Linked DNA regions of Homo sapiens: region 1 is linked to region 2. A link is an interaction called in ENCODE POLR2A ChIA-PET data of the cell type or tissue named here. Cell type or tissue: K562. All regions are shown on one strand. Each heading gives the region's core, and the rest is flanking DNA. Links, peaks and the distances in the headings are about the cores only.

What was found. Peaks named below come from ENCODE experiments on the same cell type or tissue, not always from the same donor. Only the 100,000 strongest peaks of a DNase experiment are listed, where the experiment ranks them.
Region 1: POLR2A ChIA-PET joins it to region 2 with 6 read pairs; 6 of 35 experiments call an interaction of 5 or more read pairs at or near these places.

Annotation. Positions count from the first base shown.
Region 1 is chr19:17,521,823-17,536,434 of GRCh38, reverse strand. NIBAN3 (niban apoptosis regulator 3) reads right to left here and starts at 9,168. Exons shown (of 15, transcript NM_001321827.2): 1 at 9,040-9,168; 2 at 5,550-5,680; 3 at 4,047-4,172; 4 at 2,734-2,848. The coding sequence starts at 9,094. RefSeq lists enhancers at 5,043-5,661, 13,383-13,442 and a silencer at 9,207-9,316. In K562, for the core only: no CTCF peak of the experiment used is centred there; no DNase peak of the experiment used is centred there; H3K27me3 peaks cover 598 bases.
Region 2 is chr19:17,825,482-17,834,145 of GRCh38, reverse strand. It overlaps JAK3 (Janus kinase 3), which reads left to right. Exons shown (of 24, transcript NM_000215.4): 18 at 1,217-1,356; 19 at 1,438-1,627; 20 at 2,348-2,472; 21 at 2,746-2,918; 22 at 3,526-3,643; 23 at 3,928-4,038; 24 at 7,236-8,664. The coding sequence ends at 7,403. Among named protein-coding and RNA genes, the nearest start is that of INSL3, 8.3 kb to the right of the region's middle. RefSeq lists enhancers at 1,924-2,507, 2,508-3,092 and a silencer at 3,064-3,113. In K562, for the core only: no CTCF peak of the experiment used is centred there; DNase peaks (open chromatin) are centred at 3,135 and 3,815; H3K4me3 peaks cover 1,284 bases; H3K27me3 peaks cover 658 bases.

The DNA of each region.
Region 1 (14,612 bases), core at 4,253-12,252, 300 kb after region 2:
GGCGGATCACGTGAGGTCAGGAGTTCGAGACCAGCCTGGCCAACGTGGTGAAACCCCGTCTCTACTAAAACACAAAATTTACAGGGTGTGGTGGCAGGTGCCTATGGTCTCAGCTACTCAGGAGGTTGAGGCAGGAGGATCACTTGAGCCTGGGAGGCGGAGGTTGCAGTGAGCAGAGATCATGCCACTGCACTTGAGCCTGGGAGACAGAGCAAGAGCAAGACTCTGTCCAAAAACAAAAAGAAGAAGAAAAGAAAAGGAAATCAATAGTCCAGAAGGTGGAAGCTCCTGATCATCTCAGTCTTCCAGCCTCAGCCCCCAGAGACGATAATGACTGTTAATAGTTTAGGGGACATTTCTCCAGATTCTAAAATCTGCGTGAAACTGTGTGAGGTGCATATCTGTGACAAGATGGGATTTTCTGCCTTGGAACTGGTCATTTTGCTCCTTGATACGTCTGGGACACTTTCAGTGGCTAAGTTTTGCTTTCTTTTATTTATTGTTTTTAAATTTTAATTTATTTTTATTTCAGAGATGGAGTCTTCCTCTGCTGCCCAGGCTGGAATACAGTGGTGTGATCATAGCTCACGGTGGCCTCAAACTCCTAGGCTCGAGTGATCCTCCCACTTTGGCCTCTCAAAGTGCTGAGACTGCAGGCGTGAGCCACCTGGCTTTTTTTTTTTTTTTTTGACAGAGTCTTGCTCTGTCTCCCATGCTGGAGTAAAGTGGCGCTGTCTTGGCTCACTATAACCTCTGCCTCCCAGGTTCAAGCAATTCTCCTGCCTCGGTCTCCTGAGTAGCTGGGATTATAGGCGTGTGCCACCACGCTCGGCTAATTTTTGTATTTTTAGTAGAGGTGGGGTTTCGCCATGTTGGCCAGGCTGGGACCTCAGGTGATCTGCCCGCCTTGGCCTCCCAAAGTGCTGGGATTACAGGCATGAGCCACCGCACCCAGGTTTTTATTTATTTATTTATTTATTTAAATAGAGACAGCTCCTGGCTCTGTTGCCCAGGCTGCTGGAGTTCAATGGTGTGATCATAGTTCACAGCAGCCCCTAACTCCTGGGCTCAAGTGATCCTCCCGCCTCTGCCTTCTGAGTAGCTGGGACTACCGGCACATGCCACCACACCTAGGTAATTTTATTTTTTAAAATGTTTGTGGAGATGGGGGTCTCACTATGTTACCCAGGCTGGTCTGGAACTCCTGGCCTCAGGGGATCCTCCTGTCTCTGCCTCCCAAGTACCTGGGACTACAGGCATATGCCGCCACAGCCAGCTCACTGTTCATTACCAAGGGCCAGGCCATAATATATTTAATCAACCCTCAAGAGATGGGTATTTGGGCAGATTCTGATGTTTTGAGCAGCATCAACATCTCAGCAGACTACATTTTTGTGTCCTTTGACAGCAAGATAGCTTTTAGGTGAAGCAGAGGGTGCAATTCTAGCTCTGCCCTTGACTGTGTGACAATCCTCAGCCTCAATGTCCTTATCTGTGAAATGGGGTAGTTAGTGATGGGCCTGCCTGCTGGGCAGACTTTATGAGATAGTGCAAGCCCAATGCTGAGTTATTTGCCAGGCACATGCCTGGAATTGGAATTGTTCCTTCTCTAATTTCTTTTCTTTTCTTTTTTTTTTTTTTTTTGAGATGGAGTCTTGCTCTGTCACCCTGGCTGGAGTGCAGTGGCGCGATCTCGGCTCACTGCAAGCTCTGCCTCCCGGGTTCACGCCATTCTCCTGCCTCAGCCTCCTGAGTAGTTGGGACTACAGGTGCCCGCCACCACAACTGGCTAATTTTTTGTATTTTTAGTAGAGATGGGGTTTCACCATGTTAGCCAGGATGGTCTTGATCTCCTGACTTCATGATCTGCCCGCCTCAGCCTCCCAAAGTGCTGGGATTACAGGCGTGAGCCACCACGCCCGGCCTACCTTTTGTATTTTTAGTAGAGACAGGGTTTCACCATATTGGTCAGGCTGGCCTCATGAGGTCTCCTCCTGACCTCAGGTGATCCACCTGCCTTGGTCCCCCAAAGTGCTCGGATTACAGGCGCATGTCATTACACCGGCTAATTTTTGTATTTTTAGTAGAGACGAGGTTTCACCACGTTGGCCAGGCTAGTCTCGAACTCCTGACCTCAAGTGATCCGCCCACCTCGGCCTCCCAAAGTGGTGGGATTATAGGCATGAGCCACCGTGCCCAGCCTATTGTTTTTAATTGTTTTTGTTGTTGTTTTTGGAGATGGGGTTTCAGTCTATTGCCCAGGCTGGAGTGCAGTGGGGCAATCTCGGCTCACTGCCACCACCTCCCAGGCTTAAGCGATCCTCCCGCCTCAGCCTCCCGAGTAGCTGGGACTACAGGCATGAGACAGTGCACCCATCCCAGATTTTACTGTTTTTATCCTTTGCTATTCTGATTCTGGTCCCATGACCTAACTCTCCCCCTCACCCTTGCAAGAGTGGGTGTTTGTTTGTTTGTTTGTTTGTTTGTTTTCCAGAGTAGGGATGCTCACCCGTAGCAACGCTGCCCCCGGGAGACACTTGGCAATGCTGGAGACATTGGTGGTTGTCGCACCCAGGGTGGGGGCTGCTGCAGGCAGGGAGTGGGTGGAAGCCAGGGATGCTGCTTACTGCCCTGCTGTACACGGGACGCCCCCACCGCAGAGAATGATCTGGCCCCACATGTTAATGATGCTGGGGTGGAGAAACCTGTTCCTGGGAACCCCGGGACCCTTACCCAAGGATTCAGGGCAGAGAGCATCCAAAAGGCGGAGATATTCTCGCTGGGAAGTCAGGAGCGTGTATCCTGTCAGGGCTGTTGAGCCAAGGCAGTGGCCCCCGTTTTCATATTCCTACAAAAGGTACCCAGAGAACCAACCTGGGACAGGTCTGAACTGTGGCTTCTGTGTCCCAACTATACCATCAAGGGAAGATTTCAGATGAGCTGAAAAATCCTCTGCCCCTCCCACCCCTCCCTCCCTCTCCTTTCCTCCATTCCTCCCTCTCTCTTTTTTTTTTTTTTTGTTTTTGAGACAGAGTCTCACTCTGTCACCCAGGCTGGAGTGCGATGGCGCGATCTCAGCTCACCGCAACCTCCACCTCCCAAGTTCAAGTGATTCTTCCACCTCAGCCTCCCGAGTAGCTGGGATTACAGGCACCCGCCACCACAGCAGGCTAATTTTTGTATTTTTAATTGAGACGGGGTTTCGCCATGTTGCCCAGGCTGGTCTTGAACTCCTGACCTCAGGTGATCCACTTGCCTTGGTCTCCCAAAGTGTTGGCATTACAGGCCTGAGCCACCGTGCCTGGCCCTAGGTTTTGTATTTTTAGTAGAGACGGAGTTTCACCATGTTGGCCAGGCTGTTCTTGAACTCCTGGGCTGAAGGGATCTATTTGCCTCAGCCTCCCAAAGGGCTGGGATTATAGGCGTGAGCCACGAGGCCCGGCTCTCCCTCCCTTTTTTTTTCCTCCTCTCTCCCTCCATCCATCCTACCTCTGCCCCCATAACTTTCTCCCTTCCTCCCTCCTGTTCTTGCCCTCTCTCTCCCTCCTTCCCTTTCCCCTTTCCCTCCCTTCCTCCCTCAGTCCCTGAGCTCCCAGCACCCACGGGCTCCCCACGTGCCGGTCCGGTCCCAAGTGCTGTCTGAGGACCCTCTTGTTGAACCCTCAAAGCCCTACATGGTGTGAAACATCCCATTTCACAGAAGTGGAAACTGAGTTTCAGAAAGGTAGTGATCGCTCCAAGCTCCCCAGCCAGAAAGCAGAGCGGCCAGAGGTGTGACTTGCAAAGGCCCCAAGAGGTTGAAACCACAGCTCTGATACTGACCACGACCCTATCCCTGGCCTGGGCCTCAGTTTACCCACCCAGCACAGCAGGGGATGGGACGAGATGGTTGCCTACAACAGGCCAAACACATAGGGGCACAAGATTCATCCTGGGTGATTGATAGAGGTGGGGCTATGCTGAGATATGGATCCCACAAACCTTGAGGCTGACGGGGGTGGGAAGGAGGGACCCAGAAGTAGAAAGGCCACGTGCCAATCACGCACCTCCTTGTGGCTGAACCACTCTAGGCGGCCGTCCCCACGCAGAACACAGAAGATCGGCTGCCACCGGGGTGGGTGGCCCCGAAGCTGGGTCAGGGGTCCTCGGTGCTCACGGACTCGGGGCAGCTTCTGCAGAAAGAGGGAGCAGTGGGTGTCAGGGGGCTGTGGGCTGATGTCCCTGTGGCCCGACCACCCAGACACCCGCTGTATCCTGGGGTGACGCTAAGGTCCCGTGATGCCCCAGGCTGGACAGAGAGAGTCCTAGGCAGGAAGGGGCTCTGTGTCCACAGCTCCTGGAGCCCCCCGCCCTGGGTGGGCACAGCTGGGAAGTGGGGCATTCCGGAGAGGCAAAAAATCTCAGCCCCAACTGGAGCGTGGGACCAAGCATTAGTAATAAGCGTGGATCCCAGGTTGAAATCACACCTCTGTAGTGTGACCTCGAGAAGGCCATTTGGCCTCTCTGTGCCTCAGTTTCCTCATCAGTCAAAGACCTGTCTACCAAAGGGGTGAAGACTGAGTGAGGTGTGTGGGGCACACAACCTCATGGCTCCAGAGATGTCTGGAGGCCAGGCGCTCACGCTTGTAATCCCAGCACTTTGGGAGGCCAAGGTGGGGAGATCACTTGAGGTCAGGAGTTCGAGATCAGCCTGGCCAACATGGTGAAACCCCGTCTCTACCAAAAATACAAAAATTACCCAGGCATGGTGGCGGGCGCCTGTGGTCCCAGCTACTCGGGAGGCTGAGGCACGAGAATCGCTTGAACCTGGGAGGTGGAGGTGGCAGTGAGCTAAGATTGCGCCACTGAACTACAGCCTGGGCAAGAGAGCAAAACTCCATCTAAAAGAAAATGTTACTCCATTCCACATCATGATATGCTAACTTGTTTGGAGTCTTCTACCTCCCATCAGGTTGTGAACCCCAGAGGTTACCGCAGGATCTGTCCTTGTCACTGGACAAGGGCTGTGTGTCCTCATGCCCAGCCCATGATGTGGCATGAATTACATGCTCAGTGAATGGTTGTGTGTGTGTGTGTGTGTGTGTGTGTGTGTGTGTGTGTGTGTGTGTTTGACAGAGTCTAGCTCTGTTGCCTAGGCTGGAATGCAGTGGCACAATCTGGGCTCACTGCAATCTCCACCTCCCAGGTTCAAACGATTCTCCTGCCTCAGCCTCCCAAGTAGCTGGGACTACAGGTGCGCGCTACAGGGTCTGGCTAAATTTTTTTTTGTATTTTTAGTAGAGATGGGGTTTCGGGGTTTCACCATGTTGGCGAGGCTGGTCTTGAACTCTTGACCTCTGGTGATCCGCCTGCCTTGGCCTCCCAAAGTGCTGGGATTACAGACGGGAGCCACCTTGCTTGGCTGCTCAGTGAATGTTTATTTAAACAATGCATATTTAAAGTCATCCTATGGCAATGGCAAAGGTCTGAGGTTGGAAGCATGGCCTAGGGAGGGCTCCTCCAGGACCCTCCCCTAACACTCAAACGTCCTCTGCCCCCACAACACCCACTTTGCTGCGTAGCAACTGGCTTCCGGTCGGCTCCTGAGGGCCCAGCTCTCGAGAGATCTGCCGCAGGACAGACGCTGCCAGCTGCCCACGGTAGCAAGGCAGGAAGTTCCTCAGCAGGGTGTCCACCTGACCTGCAGGGACAAGGGGACAGTGAACCCAGCAAATTGAATCTGCCCAGGAGACCTGCTTGGGGAGGGCAAAACAGACAGGGAAGCCACCTGGGGGCTCCTGTAGTCATCCTGAGCTTCCAGACAAGTTGTCACCAAATTTCATTCATCCTTCACCCTCCATGCCTGTTTCCATCCATGTGGCTGGGTGAGGGAGCTTCTTTTTTTTTTTTTTTTTTTTTTTTTTGAGATGGAGTCTTGCTCCGTTGCCAGGCTGAAGTGCAGTGGCACGATCTCAGCTCACTGCAACCTCTGCCTCCTGGGTTCAAGCAATTCTCCCGCCTCAGCCTCTCGAGTAGCTGGGACTACAGGCGCACGCCATCATGCTGGGCTAATTTTTGTATTTTTTAGTAGAGACGGGTTTTTTGTTTTGTTTTGTTTTGTTTTTTGTTTTTTGTTTTGATGGAGTCTCACTCTGTTGTCAGGCTGGAGTGCGCTGGCACGATCACAGCTCACTGCAACCTCTACTTCCTGGGCTCAGGTGATTCTCCCATCTCAGCCTCCCAAGTAGCTGGGACTACAGAGACTACAGGCTTCTGCCACCACGACTGACTAATTTTTCTATTTTTAGTAGAGACGAGGTTTCGCCATGTTGCTCAGGCTGGTCTTGAACTCCTGAGCTCCAGTGATCCACTTGTCTTGCACTTTTTTTTCTTTTTTTTGAGACAGGGTGTCTGTCCCCCAGGCTGGAGTGCAGTGGTGCAATCTCAGCTCACTGCAGCCTTGACCTCCTGGGCTCAAGTGATCCTCCCACCTCAGCCCCACTCCAGTAGCTGGGATCATGTGCACGTGCCACCATGCCCAGCTAATTTTTTTATTTTTGTAGAGACAAGGTCTTGCTATGTTATCCAGGCTGGTCTCAAACTCCTGGCCTCAAGCAATCCTCCCACCTTGGTTTCTCAAAGCGCTGGGAATACAGATTGAGCCACACCTTCACTTATAGCTCACGTATCATGTAAGCATATGGTTTGCTGAGCTTTGACACAATCACACATCCGTGAAACCCTCACCACAATCAAGATGAGCGGATCCATCACACCCAAAAGTGTCCCCATATGCTTTACCTGGGGAGCTTTTCAAAAGCTTTTAAAGCTCCAAAGCACACAAGTGAACTTTCTGTGAGTGATGGAGGTGTGCTGTATCCTGATCTATCTGGGAAGTAGTCATATGGGTGATGGGTGACTAGCTCTTTGAGCTGTTGCCCTAAGGCTTGTACACTTGACTGTAAATAAAACATAGTTCCATTCTGCTGCCCGGAATGTGGACCCAATGGCTGGAGCTCCAGCAGCCATTCTGTGCCATGAGGCTACCTTGGGCACAGGAATCCACACATGGCAGAGCCATGAGATGAAAGGACTTTAGGTGTCTAACTTTTACTAGCCTGCCTGCTTCCACACCTCTCAGTTTGAGGAGAAAAAAAAAAAATCCTTATCTTGTTTAAGCCACTATCTGGGGGAAAAAAATCCCAGTGCTACATAGAGTAACTCTTTGAATCCTTACAATGCCCCCCCAGCCCCATGAGCTAGGCGTTGTTGCTATCCCCATTTTACATATAAGAGAATGAAGCCCAGGGAGGTGAAGTCACTCACCAAAGGGCACACAGCAAATGAGGGAATGACCAGGGTGTGAACGTGAATTGTTTGTTTGCAAGATACATCACTGGCCTTAGCACATGCTGTTTCTCCTGTCCAAAATGCTCTTCTGGTATCTCCTTCCTTCCAACACCATCACATCCCTCCAGCCCTGGCTTGATCATTGTCTCCTCAGTGGGCAGTCATCCACCTCTGCTCTTCCCTACCCTCAAGGAACATGTGAGCTCTCTCCCATCATTCTCACCATGCAATTTTGGGTCATGACTTGACCCAAAAACCAAAAAAACACTCTTCCATGCTGCTGCATGGAATGTAGACCCAATGGCTGGAGCTCCAGCAGCCGTTCTGTGCCATGAGGTCACCTTGGGCACAGAAGCCCCACATAGCAGAGCCACCAGAGGGAAGGTGTTTAGACCATGAGCCTGTGAGGGTAAGGCCAATACCAACCCCACAATGTCCCCAGCGCCCAGCACAGTTGCTCACCCCACATATGAGGACAGAGGGACCCGAATGGCACTGAATCTGGCACTGGCCCCTCTTAGTCTCAAATTGGGAACTGAGCCTCCATCCCCAGGGTCCTACCGAGGGGCCTGCTGGTCCCTGCCCGCTCAGGAAGACATCCCTCAGGGCCTGGCTGGGTCTGGGACACCCTCCACTTGGCCCTATGCCTCCCACCTGAACCCCTGCCCTAAATCAGGTCACTAGATTTACCAAATAAAAATAGAAGACACAGTCTTCTGGGCACAGTGGCTCACACCTGTAATCCCAGCACTTTGGGAGGCTGAGGTGAGCAGATCACCTGAGATCAGGAGTTCGAGACCAACCTGGCCAAAATGGTGAAACCCCATCTCTACTAAAAATACAAAAATTAGTCAGGCATGGTGGCACATGCTTGTAATCCCAGCTACTCGGGAGGCTGAAGCAGGAGAATAGCTTGAATCCTGGAGGCGGAGGTTGCAGTGAGCCAAGATTGCGCCACTGCACTCTAGCCTGGGCAACAGAGGGAGACTCCATCTCAAAAAACAAAACAAAACAAAACAAACAAAAAAAAAACCATAAAGGGGTAATTGGTTTTCAGCATAAGTGTGCACTATGCAAAATCTGGGATACACTTATACTAAAAATAAGATGCAGGCTGGACACAGTGGCTCCCGCCTGTAATCCCAGCACTTTGGGAGGTTGATGTGGGAGGATCGCTTGAGCTCAGGAGTTCAAGACCAGCCTGGGCAACATAGTGAGACCCTGTCGCTACGAAAACAAATAAAAAATTAGCCAGGTGTGGTGGTGCACGCCTGTGGTCCCAGCTATTCGGGCTGAGGCGGGAGGATCGCTTGAGCCCACAAGTTCAAAAGCAAACTGGCCAACATAGGGACACCCTGTCTCTATTAAAAAAAAAAACAACCAATGAAATAATTAGTTGGGCATGGTGGTACATGCATGTGGTCCCAGCTACTTGGGAGGTTAAGGCGGGAGAATTGCTTGAGCCCAGGAGGCCAAGGTTGCAGTGAGCCACGATCATACCACGGCACTCCAGCTTGGGCAACAGACAAGATCCTGTCTCAACAATAAAAAAAGATTCACTGCGTGAAATTTACATTAAGAAGGCATCCTGTGTGTTTTGACAGCCCTAGGTCTGAACCGAACCCCATCTGCTGCATGGAGCATGTGGACCCAATGGCTGGAGCCCCCACCCACCTGGACTCCCACCCTGTCCCCTCCCCGGCTGCTCACCCCTTAGGTGCTGCCGCTGCTGCTTGTCCAGAGGGCTCGAAGGCCGCCCACCCATGCTGCTGTCGTCTCCCGGGGCTCCTCTTCCCTTCCCCACGACCACCGCCTGCGTTCCTCGGCTCAGGGGCACCTGGATGGCGGGTGAGAGGCTTGGTCACAGTGGGTTCAGAGGCCCCGCCCCTGCCCCACCCCACGCTGCACCTGCGTCCTCCCCACTCCCCTGGGGCCCGTGTTGCCCAGAGCCAGTGGTTTCTGTAGAGGCTGCGGGGACAGCCCCGGGGTTAGGTTGTGGGGTGTGGGAGAAAGAAAATCATAGCTCGTCTTGGAGGAGGGTGGCAGGGCAGACATCTGGCAGGACCGGCCAGCAGTCGTTGTGTATGGGGGCTGGAACAGGGGGATGGGCAGGGATGCGGCATCTAGTTCCTGGTGCCACACCCCCCCACCAGCACTGTGCCTACCCTGTGCCCGGTGAGGCTGGACCCCAGAGAGGATACAGCCCTGGCCCAGCTCCTAGGAGTCCCCAGGCTGGGGAGACAGAGCTGGACAGGCACTCCCAGACTGTCCCTGAGGTCAGTGCTGGGGCAGGGGGGCAGATGCCAAGGTCTTAGAGGATGGGTGGCCTGGCAGGGGTGAGCAGAGAGACTTGGGGGCACTGAAGCTTCATCCTTGATTCCTTCTTCAGGCCCCCAACACTGTCCCTCCCACCAGTCCATCACCTGGACTCCATTTCTTTTTCCTTTTTTTTTTTTTAGAGACAGGGTCTTGCTCTGTTGCTCAGGCTGGAGTGCAGTGGCACGATCATGGCTCACTGCAGCCTGGAACTCCTGTGCTCAAGTGACCCTCTCACTTCAGCCTCCAGAGTAGCTGGGCCCACAGGCACACGCCACCACCATGCCTGGCTAATTTTTGTATTTTTTGTAGACACGGGGGGTCTTCCTATGTTGCCCAGGCTGGTCTCAAACTTCTGGACTCAAGTGATCCGCCCACCTCGGCCTCCCAAAATGTTAGGATTACAGGCATGAGCCACCACACCTGGCATATTTCACGTTTTAAGTGTCTCTTAAAGGTGTCCTTTTTTTTTTCTTTGGGACAGACTCTCGCACTGTCGCCCAGACTGGAGTGCAATGGCACTATCTTGGCTCACTGCAACCTCCACCTCCCGGGTTCAAGTGATTCTCCAGCCTCAGCCTCCCGAGTAGCTGGGATTACAGGCGCCCGCCACCACACCTGGCTAATTTTTTGTATTTTCAGTAGAGACGGGGTTTCATTATGTTGGCCAGGCTTGTCTCAAACTCCTGACCTCGTGATCCACCCTCCTTGACCTCCTAAAGTGTTCTTTTTTTTTTAAACGGTGTCTCACTCTGTTGCCCAGGCTGGAGTGCAGTGGCATGATCTTGGCTCACTGCCACCTTCGCCTCCTGGGTTCAAGCGATTTCTGGCTAATTTTGTTTTGTTTTGTTTAGTAGAGATGGGGTTTCCCTGTGTTGGCCAGGCTGGCCTCAAACTCCTGACCTCAGGTGATCCTCTCGCCTCAGCCTCCCAAAGTGCTGGGATTACAGGTGTGAGCCACGTCACCCAGCGAAGGTGTCCCTTTTCTTGGGCCCAAACCCCATCTTTAGCACCCCAAAACTCTCCGTGCTGACCTCCCGAAGCTCTCCCATTGCCCTTTGGGAAAGCACCACTGAGGGCCCAGCCTCATCGCTCCAAGAGCCCTCTGGCTCCACTCAGCCCCCTGCAGCTCCCGAAGCCCCCATGTCCCTCTGACCCCCGCGGTCTTGTCCAGTGCCTAGAGAACTCTTGCTCCCGCCTCCTGCACGTGGTCGCCCAAGCTTCACCCCTCAGGTGAAAAGACCAGATACCAGCCCCTTGGAGAGCCGTCCCTGTGCCCCTGGACTGGTTGGGCGCGACCTTTATGTCCCAGCATTTGACCTGGTTTGGTTAGTTGGGCGTCTCCACCCCTTCACCTGTTTTGTGCCTGGCACAGAGCAGCCCTCGATGTTTGCTGAATGAATGCATGAATAAACGTGTGCATGAATGAATGAATGAATGAATGAATGAATGAAGGGAGGGACGGAGGGAGGGAGGGCATGCAGTCTACACTCCAAGCGGAAATGTGATCAAATGGAGCCATCACAGGTTTTCTGATGAGGGGAGTGTCAAGCACTGAGCTCTGGATCCAGCGTTGGCTGGGGAGTGGGGTGGGTCCCTGAAGACCTCTCAAGGACACTGAACACTTCCCAGCAGTCAGGGGCTCCAGGCTGGAGGAAGGAAAGTCCAGAGTGTGGCCCCTCAGATGGCAAGATCCCCAGGGAGCCCCTGAGGCAGGCGGGCAGGTCATCGATGAATAGAGAACACGTGTCCCTCAATGTCCATTGCTCCTATTGGCCTCAGTAGTAGAATCCCTGATCATAACGGAGCCCATGGCTGTCCAATGGAGACTCATCTTCCAGACTTCCTTGCTGCTATGTGGGGCTGTGCAACCCAGGCTGGCCATAAAGGAGTGAGCAGAAGTGTCTTCGGTGAATCCTGGGAAGCTTCTTCATGCTAGAGCTGGAACGTGGACACAATGGCTGGAGCACAAGCAGCCACCTTGGGCCATGAGGCAGAATCCAGCTGATGACAGGGCAAAGCAATGATGTAGAAGGAGCTGGGGTTCCTGAAGAATGTGTGACATTGCTCTACCAGCCCTGAATGGTGTCTCTCCAGAGAAAGAGCTAAACCTCTGTTTTGCTTAAGCCTCTAGTAATATCTGAATGTAATCTTCACTAACAGCCCAGGATTCATTTCTTCTTTTAAAAAAATTTATGTTTTTTCAGCTGGCTGTTGTGGCTCAAGCCTGTAATCCCAGCACTTTGGGAGGCCGAGGCAGGCGGGTCACCTGAGGTCAGGAGTTCGAGACCAGCCTGGCCAACATGGTGAAACCCTGTCTCTACTAAAAATACAAAAAATAGCGGGCGTTGTGGTGGGCGCCTGTAATCCTAGCTACTCAGGAGGCTGAGTCAGGAGAATCACTTGAACCCAGGAGGCGGAGGTTGCAGTGAGCTGAAATCGGACCACTGCACTCCAGCCTGAGCAACAGGGCGAGACTCTGTCTCAAAAAAAAGAAAAAAGAAAACCATCAGATGATGAGACGGGCAAGGAAGAAAAATGCAGCAGGAGGGGATAGAGGATGGGCATGGAGGGGTCACGGAGATGAAAGGAAGCGAGGAGTTGGGCGCAGTGGTTCATGCCTGTAATCCCAGCACTTTGGGAGGTTGAGGCAAGTGGATCGCTTGAGGTCAGGAGTTCGAGACCAGCCTGGCCAGCGTGGTGAAACTCAATGTTTCTACTAAAAATACCAAAATTAGCTGGGAGTGGTGGTGGGTGCCTGTAGAACCAACTACTTGGGAGGCTGAGGCAGGAGAATTGTGTGAACCCGTGAGGTAGAGGTTGCAGTGAGCTGAGATCACACCACTGCACTCCAGCCTGGACGACAGAGCAAGACCGTGTCCCCCCAAAAAAGAAAGCGAGGGCCCAAGCCATGCAAAAAGCTGCAGGAAAGGAGATACCGGGCAGCGGGCTCAGCACAGGCAAAGGCCCTGGGGTGGGAATGTGCTCAGCGGGCTCCAGGAACAGCAGGAAGTGGGTGCGCTGCAGGGAGACTGAGTGAGGGGCTGATGTTGCTGGGGAGAGGGAGAGGTGAAAGGGGCCACGTGGAGCCTTGTGGGAAGGGTGAATTTCACTCCGAAGGCAAAAGGAGCAGGAAGAGTTGTCACTCTCGCAAAGAGTAGGAGATGGTGACAGCCCCAGGCACAACCATCCATGTGGGGTCCCTGTGCTGGCAGCTCAATTTCCCTTCACTTCGCAGCCCCGTGCCTGCCGCTCTGGGGGCCACGGCCTCCTGCCCTCAACCAGCCCCACAGCTGAGCTTCCGCTCAGCTCTCTTTGCTGTTTACCAACCTCCTTCCGGTCAGGCCCCATCCCACTTCCTCACTCTCACATCTGAGTGGCCTGCCGGGACAAGACGTTGAAGCAAACTTCACTTTCTGTGGTTTCGGCTCCACTCTCACCCTGCACAGCCGCCTCTGCGCAGGTTTCAATTCCCATCTCCTGCTCAGCCGGGTGCCTCCTCTGGATCCCCCCACAGAAACTTGCACGTGGCTGGGCAGCCCCCATGCACCCACCAGCCTCCCACACTGTCGTCCCTGGGGCCTAGAGAAAGCTGAAGGGTGGGCCATGAGCAGATGCATTCTGGGAAAATGTGCAGGAGCCCAGCACATGGAGACTAGACTCTCTGGTGCTTTCAAGGCTCTGAGCAGGTCCGCAGCATGGCTGAATGCAGTGCTTCGCCCTGTCAGTGCAGCTGGAGCTCAGCAGAGGGTTGACTTATGTCCCCCAAAGGACATGTCTACGTCCTGACCCAGGAAACTCAGCATGTGACCTTATTCGGAATACTTATTCCAAATAAGCATTTATTTGGAACTTATTTGGAATACTCATTTGGTATCTTGAGATGAAACCACCCTGGGTGCAAGGCGATCCTAAATCCAATGACAGGTGTCCTTATAAGAAAAGAATGCTGGGCACAGTGGCTCATGCCTGTAATCCCAACACTTTGGGAGGCTGAGGCTGGAGGATCGCTTGATCTCAGGGGTTGGAGACCAACCTGGGCAACATACCAAGACCCCGTCTCCGCAAAAAATTTGTACAAGTAGGCAGGCGTGGTGGTGCATATCTGTAGCACCAGCTACTTGGGAGGCTGAGGTGAGAGGATCGCTTTAGCCCAGGAGATGGAGGCTGCAGTGAGCTGTGATTGCACCACTGCACTCCAGTCTGGGTGACAGAGCGAGACCCTGTATCAAAAAAATAAATAGGAGGCGAGAACACACAAGAGAAAGAAGTCCAAGTGAAGACAAGGAGAGACTGGAGTGATATGGCCACAAGCTAAGGAATGCCAAGGACAGGAGAGGCCTGGGATGGGTTCTGCCTCAGAGCCTCCAGAGGGAACCAGCCCTGCCGCCACCTTGACCTTGGACTTCTGATCTCTATAGCTAAGACAGAATACATTTGTTTTTTTGTTTTGTTTTGTTTCATTTTAAGACGGAGTTTCGCTCTTGTTGCCCAGGCTGGAGTGCAGTGGCGCAGTCTTGGCTCACTGCAACCTCCGCCTCCTGGGTTCAAGCAATTCTCCTGCCTCAGCCTCCCAAGTAGCTGGGATTACAGGCGCATGCCACCACACCCAGCTAATTTTTGTATTTTCAGTAGAGATAGGGTTTTGCCATATTGATCAGGCTGGTTTCAAACTCCTGACCTCGGGTGACCCGCCCACCTCAGCCTTCCAAAGTGCTGAGATTACAGGCGTAAGCCACCGTGCCCAGCTTTTTTTTTTCTTGAGACCGAGTCTCGCTCTGTCACACAGGGTGGAGTGCAGTGGCGCGATCTCAGCTCACTGCAAGCTCCGCCTCCCTGGTTCAAGCAATTGTTGTGCCTCAGCCTCCCAAGTAGCTGGGATTACAGGTGCACACCACTACGCCCGGCTAATTTTTGTATTTTTTTTTTTTTTCGAGATGGAGTCTCGCTGTATCTCCCAGGTTGGA
Region 2 (8,664 bases), core at 1-8,000:
GAACTCTTGACCTCAGGTGATCCGCCCACCTCTACCTCCTAAAGTGCTGGGATTTCAGGTGTGAGCCACCATGTCTGGTCTATTTCATTCTTTTAAAAAAATGTTTGGCTGGGCGCAGTGGCTCATGCCTATAGTTCCAGCTATAGGTAGGTGGATCGCTTGAGCCCAGGAGTTCAAGACCAGCCTGGGCAACATGGCAAAACTCCATCTCTACAAACAAACAAACAGAAAATTAGCCAGGCATGGTGATGCATGCCTGTATGCATTTTTATTTTATTTTATTTTATATTTTTGAGACACTATCTCCCTCTGTCACCTAGGCTGGAGTGCAGTGGCGTGATCCTGGCTCACTGCAACCTCTGCCTCCCTGGTTCAAGCAATTCTCCCGCCTCAGACTCCCAAGTAGCTAGGATTACAAGGGCGTGCCACCAAACACGGCTAAATTTTTGTATTTTTTAGTAAAGACAGGGTTTTGCCATGTTGGCCGGGCTAGTCTTGAACTCCTGGTCTCAAAGAGATCCGTCCACCTCAGCCACCCAGTGCTGGGATTACAGGCATGAGCCACCACACCAGGCTGGATTTTTTTTTTTTTTTTTTTTTTTTCTGTGATGGGGTTTTGCTATGTTCCCCAGGCTGGTCTTGAATTACTGGCTCAAGCAATCCTCCTGCCTTAGTCTCCCAAATAGCTGGGATTACAGGCACACACAACCATGCCCAGTGTGATATTTAGTCTTCATTCAATGAGGGTGTCCAGGCCCACAGGAACCTCTCACTTAGTGGCTGCACTCACCTCAGGCGTTGGGTCCCCGTTGGATCCTCTGCAGATAAAAGAGAGAGTGTGGAGGGCCCCGTATTAGGTTTCCATGGGTCAGGACTGGAGGGGCACCCAGCATATCTTGTCCATCAGCCTGAGCTCAGTCATGTGGCCACATTTCATAGCAGTGGAACTGGGGAAATGAGTTCTCATTATGTCCTCCATCTTTGTAGCCATGTGGAGTTGCACAGGGTGTGCACTGCACGAGGAGGCTTCCTTTGCCTGGGACAGAGTGGGAGACACCTTTTTCCAGTCTCCACAAGGTACCCTTTGGCTTGCAATGGCCCTGCCATAATGCACAGAGAGGGTCAATATGCAGATGGAGGTTGCACAGCAAGTCAACTCAGGAGTGGGGCCCAGGATGAGAGGCGCTGCTTACCACTGCCCATGCCCCCACCCCAGACTATGAGCTCCTCTCAGACCCCACACCTGGTGCCCTGGCACCTCGTGATGGGCTGTGGAATGGTGCCCAGCTCTATGCCTGCCAAGACCCCACGATCTTCGAGGAGAGACACCTCAAGTACATCTCACAGCTGGGCAAGGTAAGGTGGGCAGGGCCAGGGTGGGTTGGAGAGGGCAGGGCAGCATCCAGGTGCCTGGACATCAGTCCCGCTATCCCCCAGGGCAACTTTGGCAGCGTGGAGCTGTGCCGCTATGACCCGCTAGGCGACAATACAGGTGCCCTGGTGGCCGTGAAACAGCTGCAGCACAGCGGGCCAGACCAGCAGAGGGACTTTCAGCGGGAGATTCAGATCCTCAAAGCACTGCACAGTGATTTCATTGTCAAGTATCGTGGTGTCAGCTATGGCCCGGGTGAGCCAGCTCCCGGATGAGTGAACCAAGACGTATGGGTGCTTTTCAAAGTGCACATTCTTACCCTCCTGCCAGGCCACTTTAGGTAGGCTGGGAACGTGATTATTGATCCAGATTCACATGGGTTACAGGTTTGAATCCTGACTCTACCCCTTACCAGTTGTGAAACCTTAACTTTTCTGAGCCTCAGTTTCTCCAGCTGAAAAATGGGCCATTGTGATATTTACTTTGTTGTTGTTGTTGTTTGTTTGTTTTTTTGAGACAGAGTCTCGCTCTGTCACCCAGGCTGGAGGCAGTGGCTCAATCTCGGCTCACTGCAACCTCTGCCTTCCAAGTTCAAGTGATTCTCCTGCCTCAGCCTCCAGAGTAGCTGGGATTACAGGAGCGTGCCACCACACCCGGCTAATTTTTGTGTTTTTAGTGGAGATGGGTTTTCACCATGTTGGCCAGGCTGGTCTTGAACTCCTGACCTCAAGTGAGGCTTCCAAAGTGCTGGGATTACAGGCGTGAGCCACTGCACCTGGCCGTGATATATAAACACATCAATGTATGTTGTAGAAAGTACTCAAGAGATATTAGCAATGTGTCATTGTTGCGGTTCCCATATTACAGTCAGCAAAACTGAGGTCGAGAGGGACACAAGGTCCCACTGTGAAAGGGGGGAAGAATGGGGGGACGAGCAGGGCTGGGCCCTGCTGTGACAGATCCTGCCTTCTCCAGGCCGCCAGAGCCTGCGGCTGGTCATGGAGTACCTGCCCAGCGGCTGCTTGCGCGACTTCCTGCAGCGGCACCGCGCGCGCCTCGATGCCAGCCGCCTCCTTCTCTATTCCTCGCAGATCTGCAAGGTGCGAGGGGGCGCCCCGGGACTTGTGGGGATTCAGCTGGCACGGCCTGGGCAGGGGTCTGCTTGGAGGTCGCGGTGAAGGCTGAGGAGTGGTTTGGGGTCCAGGTCTCGGGAGTGGTGGGGTTGGCTTAGGGCTCAGGATCAGAACTTCAGTGGAGGATGGCTCGGGGGTAGGGTTATAGTTGGGGTCTGGGTTGGGGTGCCAGGTCACGCTTGGGGTACCTGCCGGATTATCCTGGGATCCTCTCTGCACGCTCACACCGCCCGCCCGCAGGGCATGGAGTACCTGGGCTCCCGCCGCTGCGTGCACCGCGACCTGGCCGCCCGAAACATCCTCGTGGAGAGCGAGGCACACGTCAAGATCGCTGACTTCGGCCTAGCTAAGCTGCTGCCGCTTGACAAAGACTACTACGTGGTCCGCGAGCCAGGCCAGAGCCCCATTTTCTGGTGGGGAACCCGCGCCTAGGCTCCGCCCCTATTCCCCACGGCTCTGGCTCCGCCCCCAGCCATGCCCCCGCCCCCTCCCGCTGCTTTGCTCCCCAGCCTTAGCCCCGCCCTTCCTCCGCTGCAGCTTTGGCCCCTCCCACTCCCCAGAGCCCCGCCCCCTCAACAGCACTGGCTCCTCTGTCTCCCGCTGCCCTGCTGTCAGCGGCCCCCAGCCTTAGCCCCGCCCTTCTCTCAGCTCTCGCCCCGCCCAAGCTTCAGAACCCCACCCCTCCAACACGCTGGCTCCGCCCCTCAGGGCTGGCCCCCTCTTAGTTCCGCCCTTCCCCCCGCCCAGTTCTGGCCCCTCCCCCTCCCACGGCTCTGGCCCCGCCCCCATCTCCGCCCCTCCGTGCTGCCCCCGCCTCCTCCCCACAGCCTTAGCTCTTCCCAGGCACCTCCCAGGGCTGGAGAATCCACCTATCCCACAGCCAGGGAAACCGAGACCCTGGAGACGGGACTGACCTGCTCACAGTCCCCACCTACCCTGACCAGTTCCCCATTCCAAGGCTGCCCCCCTCTTCCTGTCCTTTCTACACCCTCGCATCTCAAGACCTTGTCCCCTCTCCAGGTATGCCCCCGAATCCCTCTCGGACAACATCTTCTCTCGCCAGTCAGACGTCTGGAGCTTCGGGGTCGTCCTGTACGAGCTCTTCACCTACTGCGACAAAAGCTGCAGCCCCTCGGCCGTGAGTCGGCTTCCCAGAGCCCCCAGCCTTCTTCTCCCTCCACGCCCCTCGTGGCCAATCTCCAACCTGTCTGCGCCTGCGTCCCTCTTTAGCATGGGGTCACCTGGTCCCAGCATCATAGGCCCCAGTGGGGAGGACGCTTCCTCACCTTTCTGACCCCTTCACGGTTCAGGCAGCCCCTCCCCGCTCCATCACAGATGGCCCCTACCCCCACCACGGGTGGCCCCTCCCCCTCCACCCACGGAGGCTCCTCCCCCACCACATGCGCTCCTCCTTGGCTCCAGGAGTTCCTGCGGATGATGGGATGTGAGCGGGATGTCCCCGCCCTCTGCCGCCTCTTGGAACTGCTGGAGGAGGGCCAGAGGCTGCCGGCGCCTCCTGCCTGCCCTGCTGAGGTGAGCGCCGCAGGGCTAGCCTCAGTTTCCCAGTCTGTAGATTGGGCCGGGGTCTCGGGCAAGCCAGCTGGCGCCTGAGTCTCTGTACTGAGAAGAAAGGCTAGAGTGTGAGGCCGATGAGGATCCTGGCCCCCACTTGGCTACTCTCTCACTGTGTGGCAAGTCAGAGCACTTTCAGAGCCTCAGTTTACCCTTTTCCAAAATGAGAATAGTAATGCCTTATAGGGTGAGGGAAGATTAGACTCCTGAACACCTGTGCCTATGAGGGCTCAGCTCAAAGCCGAGCACACAGTCGATGCTCCATAAATGGTGGTGACGTTCATGGTTTTTTTTTTTCTTTCTTTCTTTCTTTTTTATAGATGGGGGCTCACTCTGTTGCCCAGGCTGGGGTGCAATTATAGCTCACTGCAGCCTCCAACTCCTGAGCTCAAGTGATTCCCCTAGTTCAGTGTCTCTAGTAGCAGGAGCTACAGGTGTACACCACCACACTTGGCTAATTTAAAAATAATTTTTTAGAGATGGGAGCCTCACTATATTGCCCAGGCTGGTCTTGAACTCGTGGGCTCAAGCGATTCTCCTGCCTCAGCCTCCCAAAGTGCTGGGACTATAGGTGTACATCACCATGCCTGGCTAATTTAAAAATAATTTTGGCCAGGTGTGGTGGCTCACACCTGTAAACCCAGCACTTTTGAAGGCTGAGGCGGTCAGATCACCGGAGGTCAGGAGTTCGAGACTAGCCTGGCCAACATGGTGACACCCTGTCTCTACTAAAAATACAAAAATTACCCATGTGTGGGTGCCTGTGATCTCAGCTACTTGCGAGGCTGAGGCAGGAGAATTGCTTGAACCTGGGAGGGGAAGGTTTCAGTGAGCCAAGATCATGCCACTGCACTCCAGCCTGGGCGACAGAGCAAGATTCCATCTCAAAATAAATAAATAAATAAATAAACAAACAAATAAGATAAAAATAATTTTTTTAAGAGACAAGGTCTCGCTATGTTGCCCAGGCTGGTCTTGAACTCCTGGGCTCAAGCGATCCTCCTGCCTTGGCCTCCCAAAGTGCTGAGATTTACAGGCATAAGCCACTGTGCCTGGCTAATTTTAAAAAATTTTTTTAAAGAGATGGGGTCTCTCTGTGTTGCCTAGGCTGGTCTTGAGCTCGTGGGGTCAAGTGATCCTCCTGCCTCGGCCTCCCAAAGTGCTGGGATTACAGACGTGAGCCACCACATCCCACCCTCTCATGGTTTATAATCATATAATCATAACCTTTGTGGAAGTGTCTGACATGCAGTTGGTCATTGATAAATTAATTTGCTCAGGCCAAAAACATTTATTGAGTGCCAACTGTGTGCCAGGACTTGTTGGGTGCTGAAGACCCTGTCCTCCCAGTAACTAGCAAAATCTGATAAGAACATTCTAGGCTGGGCACGATGGCTCATGCCTATAATCCCAACACTTTGGGAGGCTGAGGCAGAAGGATCACTGGAGCCCAGGAGTTCAAGACCAGCCTGGGCAACGTAGTGAGACCTTGTCTCTACAAACAATACAAGCAATAGCCGGTGTGGTGACATGCACCTGTGGTTTCAGCTACTAGGGAGGCTGAGGCAGGAGGATCACTGGAACCCAGGAGTTCAAGACCAGCCTGGGCAACATAGTGAGACCTTGTCTCTACAAACAATACAAGCAATAGCCGGTGTGGTGACATGCACCTGTGGTTTCAGCTACCAGGGAGGCTGAGGCAGGAGGATTGCTTGAGCCCAGGAGGTTAAGGCTGCAGTGAGCCATTATTGTACCACTGCACTCCAGCCTGGACAACAGAGTGACACCCTGTCTCAAAACAAAACAAAACAAAACAAAACAAAACAAAACAAAACAAAACAAAGACAAAATTATGGTAGTGATAAGTGCCTTGAAAGAGATGAACAGAGGGAAATGGTGGGGTGGGGGTGGTCAAAGAGGGCCTCTTACGGGGCCGACGCTGGAAGGAGGAGGAGCCTACCCATGAGTAAAGCTAGGAGAAGAAATTTCCAGTGGAGGACACGGAAGGGAAAAAGGCCTTGGGGAGGTAATGAGCTGGGTGCCTTTAAGCACCAGTGCGATGGAGGCAGATGTGACTGCCCGGAACAAATGAGGGAAGGAGGGATGGAGATGAGCGAAGGAGGGCATCAGGGAGAGGTGGTGTTTTTTTGTTGTTTTTTTTTTTTTGAGACGTGGTTTTGCTCTTGTTGGCCAGGCTGGAGTGCAATGGCGCAATCTCGGCTCACCACAACTTCCGCCTCCCAGGTTCAAGCAATTCTCCTGCCTTAGACTCCCGAGTAGCTGGGATTACAGGCACACGCCACCTGTAATTTTTTTTTTTTTTTTTTTTTTTTTTTTTTTTTTTTTTTTTTAGTTAAGATGGGGTTTCTCCATGTTGGTCAGGGTAGTCTCGAAAGGAGAAGTGTGTTGTAAAATCCATAAGGGCTGGGCGCGGTGGCTCACACCTGTAATCCCAGCCCTTTAGGAGGCCGAGGTGGGTGGATTACATGAGGTCAGGAGTTCAAGACCAGCCTGACCAACATGGTGAAACCCCGTCTCTACTAAAAATACAGACTTAGCCAGGTGTGGCGGTGTGTGCATGTAATCCCAGCTACTTGGGAGGCTGAGGCAGGAGAATCGCTTGAACCCAGGAGGCAGGGTTTGCAGTGAGCCGAGATCGCACCACTGCATTCCAGCCTGGGCAACAAGAGCGAAACTTTATCTCAAATAAATAAATAAGTAAGATCCATAGGGAGCCATGGGAGTTTTTGGAGCAGAGATGGGATGGAATTTAATTTGTGTTTTAAAACTGAATGAGTGCGGTGGCTCATGCCTATAATCCCAGCACTTTGGGAGGCCAAGACAGGTGGATCACCTGAGATCAGGAATTTGAGACCAACCTGGCCAACATGGTGAAACCCTGTCTCTACTCAAAATACAAAATTAGCCAGGCGTGGTGGCACGTGCCTATAATCCCAGCTACTCAGGAGGCTGAGGCAGGATAATTGCTTGAACCCGGGAGGCGGAGGTTGCAGTGAGCCGAGATCATGCCATTGCACTCCAGCCTGGACAACAGAGCTAGACTCCGTCTCAAAAAAACAAAAACAAATACGCTGAATGGGAGTTGTGTCCTTTGGACTGCTCAGGCACGACCCCATTATCTGTCCCCCGCCCCTCAGGTTCACGAGCTCATGAAGCTGTGCTGGGCCCCTAGCCCACAGGACCGGCCATCATTCAGCGCCCTGGGCCCCCAGCTGGACATGCTGTGGAGCGGAAGCCGGGGGTGTGAGACTCATGCCTTCACTGCTCACCCAGAGGGCAAACACCACTCCCTGTCCTTTTCATAGCTCCTGCCCGCAGACCTCTGGATTAGGTCTCTGTTGACTGGCTGTGTGACCTTAGGCCCGGAGCTGCCCCTCTCTGGGCCTCAGAGGCCTTATGAGGGTCCTCTACTTCAGGAACACCCCCATGACATTGCATTTGGGGGGGCTCCCGTGGCCTGTAGAATAGCCTGTGGCCTTTGCAATTTGTTAAGGTTCAAGACAGATGGGCATATGTGTCAGTGGGGCTCTCTGAGTCCTGGCCCAAAGAAGCAAGGAACCAAATTTAAGACTCTCGCATCTTCCCAACCCCTTAAGCCCTGGCCCCCTGAGTTTCCTTTTCTGTCTCTCTCTTTTTATTTTTTTTATTTTTATTTTTATTTTTGAGACAGAGCCTCGCTCTGTTACCCAGGGTGGAGTGCAGTGGTGCGATCTCGGCTCAGTGCAACCTCTGCTTCCCAGGTTCAAGCGATTCTCCTGCCTCAGCCTCCCGAGTAGCTGGGATTACAGGTGTGCACCACCACACCCGGCTAATTTTTTTTATTTTTAATAGAGATGAGGTTTCACCATGATGGCCAGGCTGATCTCGAACTCCTAACCTCAAGTGATCCTCCCACCTCAGCCTCCCAAAGTGTTGGAATAATAGGCATGAGCCACTGCACCCAGGCTTTTTTTTTTTTAAATTTATTATTATTATTTTTAAGAGACAGGATCTTGCTACGTTGCCCAGGCTGGTCTTGAACTCCTGGGCTACAGTGATCCTCCTGCCTTATCCTCCTAAATAGCTGGGACTACAGCACCTAGTTTTGAGTTTCCTGTCTTATTTCCAATGGGGACATTCATGTAGCTTTTTTTTTTTTTTTTTTTTTGAGACGGAGTCTCGCTCTGTCGCCCAGGCTGGAGTACAGTGGCGCAATCTAGGCTCACTGCAAGCTCCGCCTCCTGGGTTCACACCATTCTCTCGCCTCAGCCTCCCAAGTAGCTGGGACTACAGGCGCCCGCCACCACACCCGGCTAATTTTTTGTATTTTTAGTAGAGACGGGGTTTCACCTTGTTAGCCAGGATGGTTTCCATCTCCTGACCTCGTGATCTGCCCGTCTCGGCCTCCCAAAGTGCTGGGATTACAGGCATGAGCCACTGCGCCCGGCCCTCATGTAGCTTTAAATGTATGATCTGACTTCTGCTCCCCGATCTCTGTTTCTCTGGAGGAAGCCAAGGACAAGAGCAGTTGCTGTGGCTGGGACTCTGCCTTTTAGGGGAGCCCGTGTATCTCTTTGGGATCCTGAA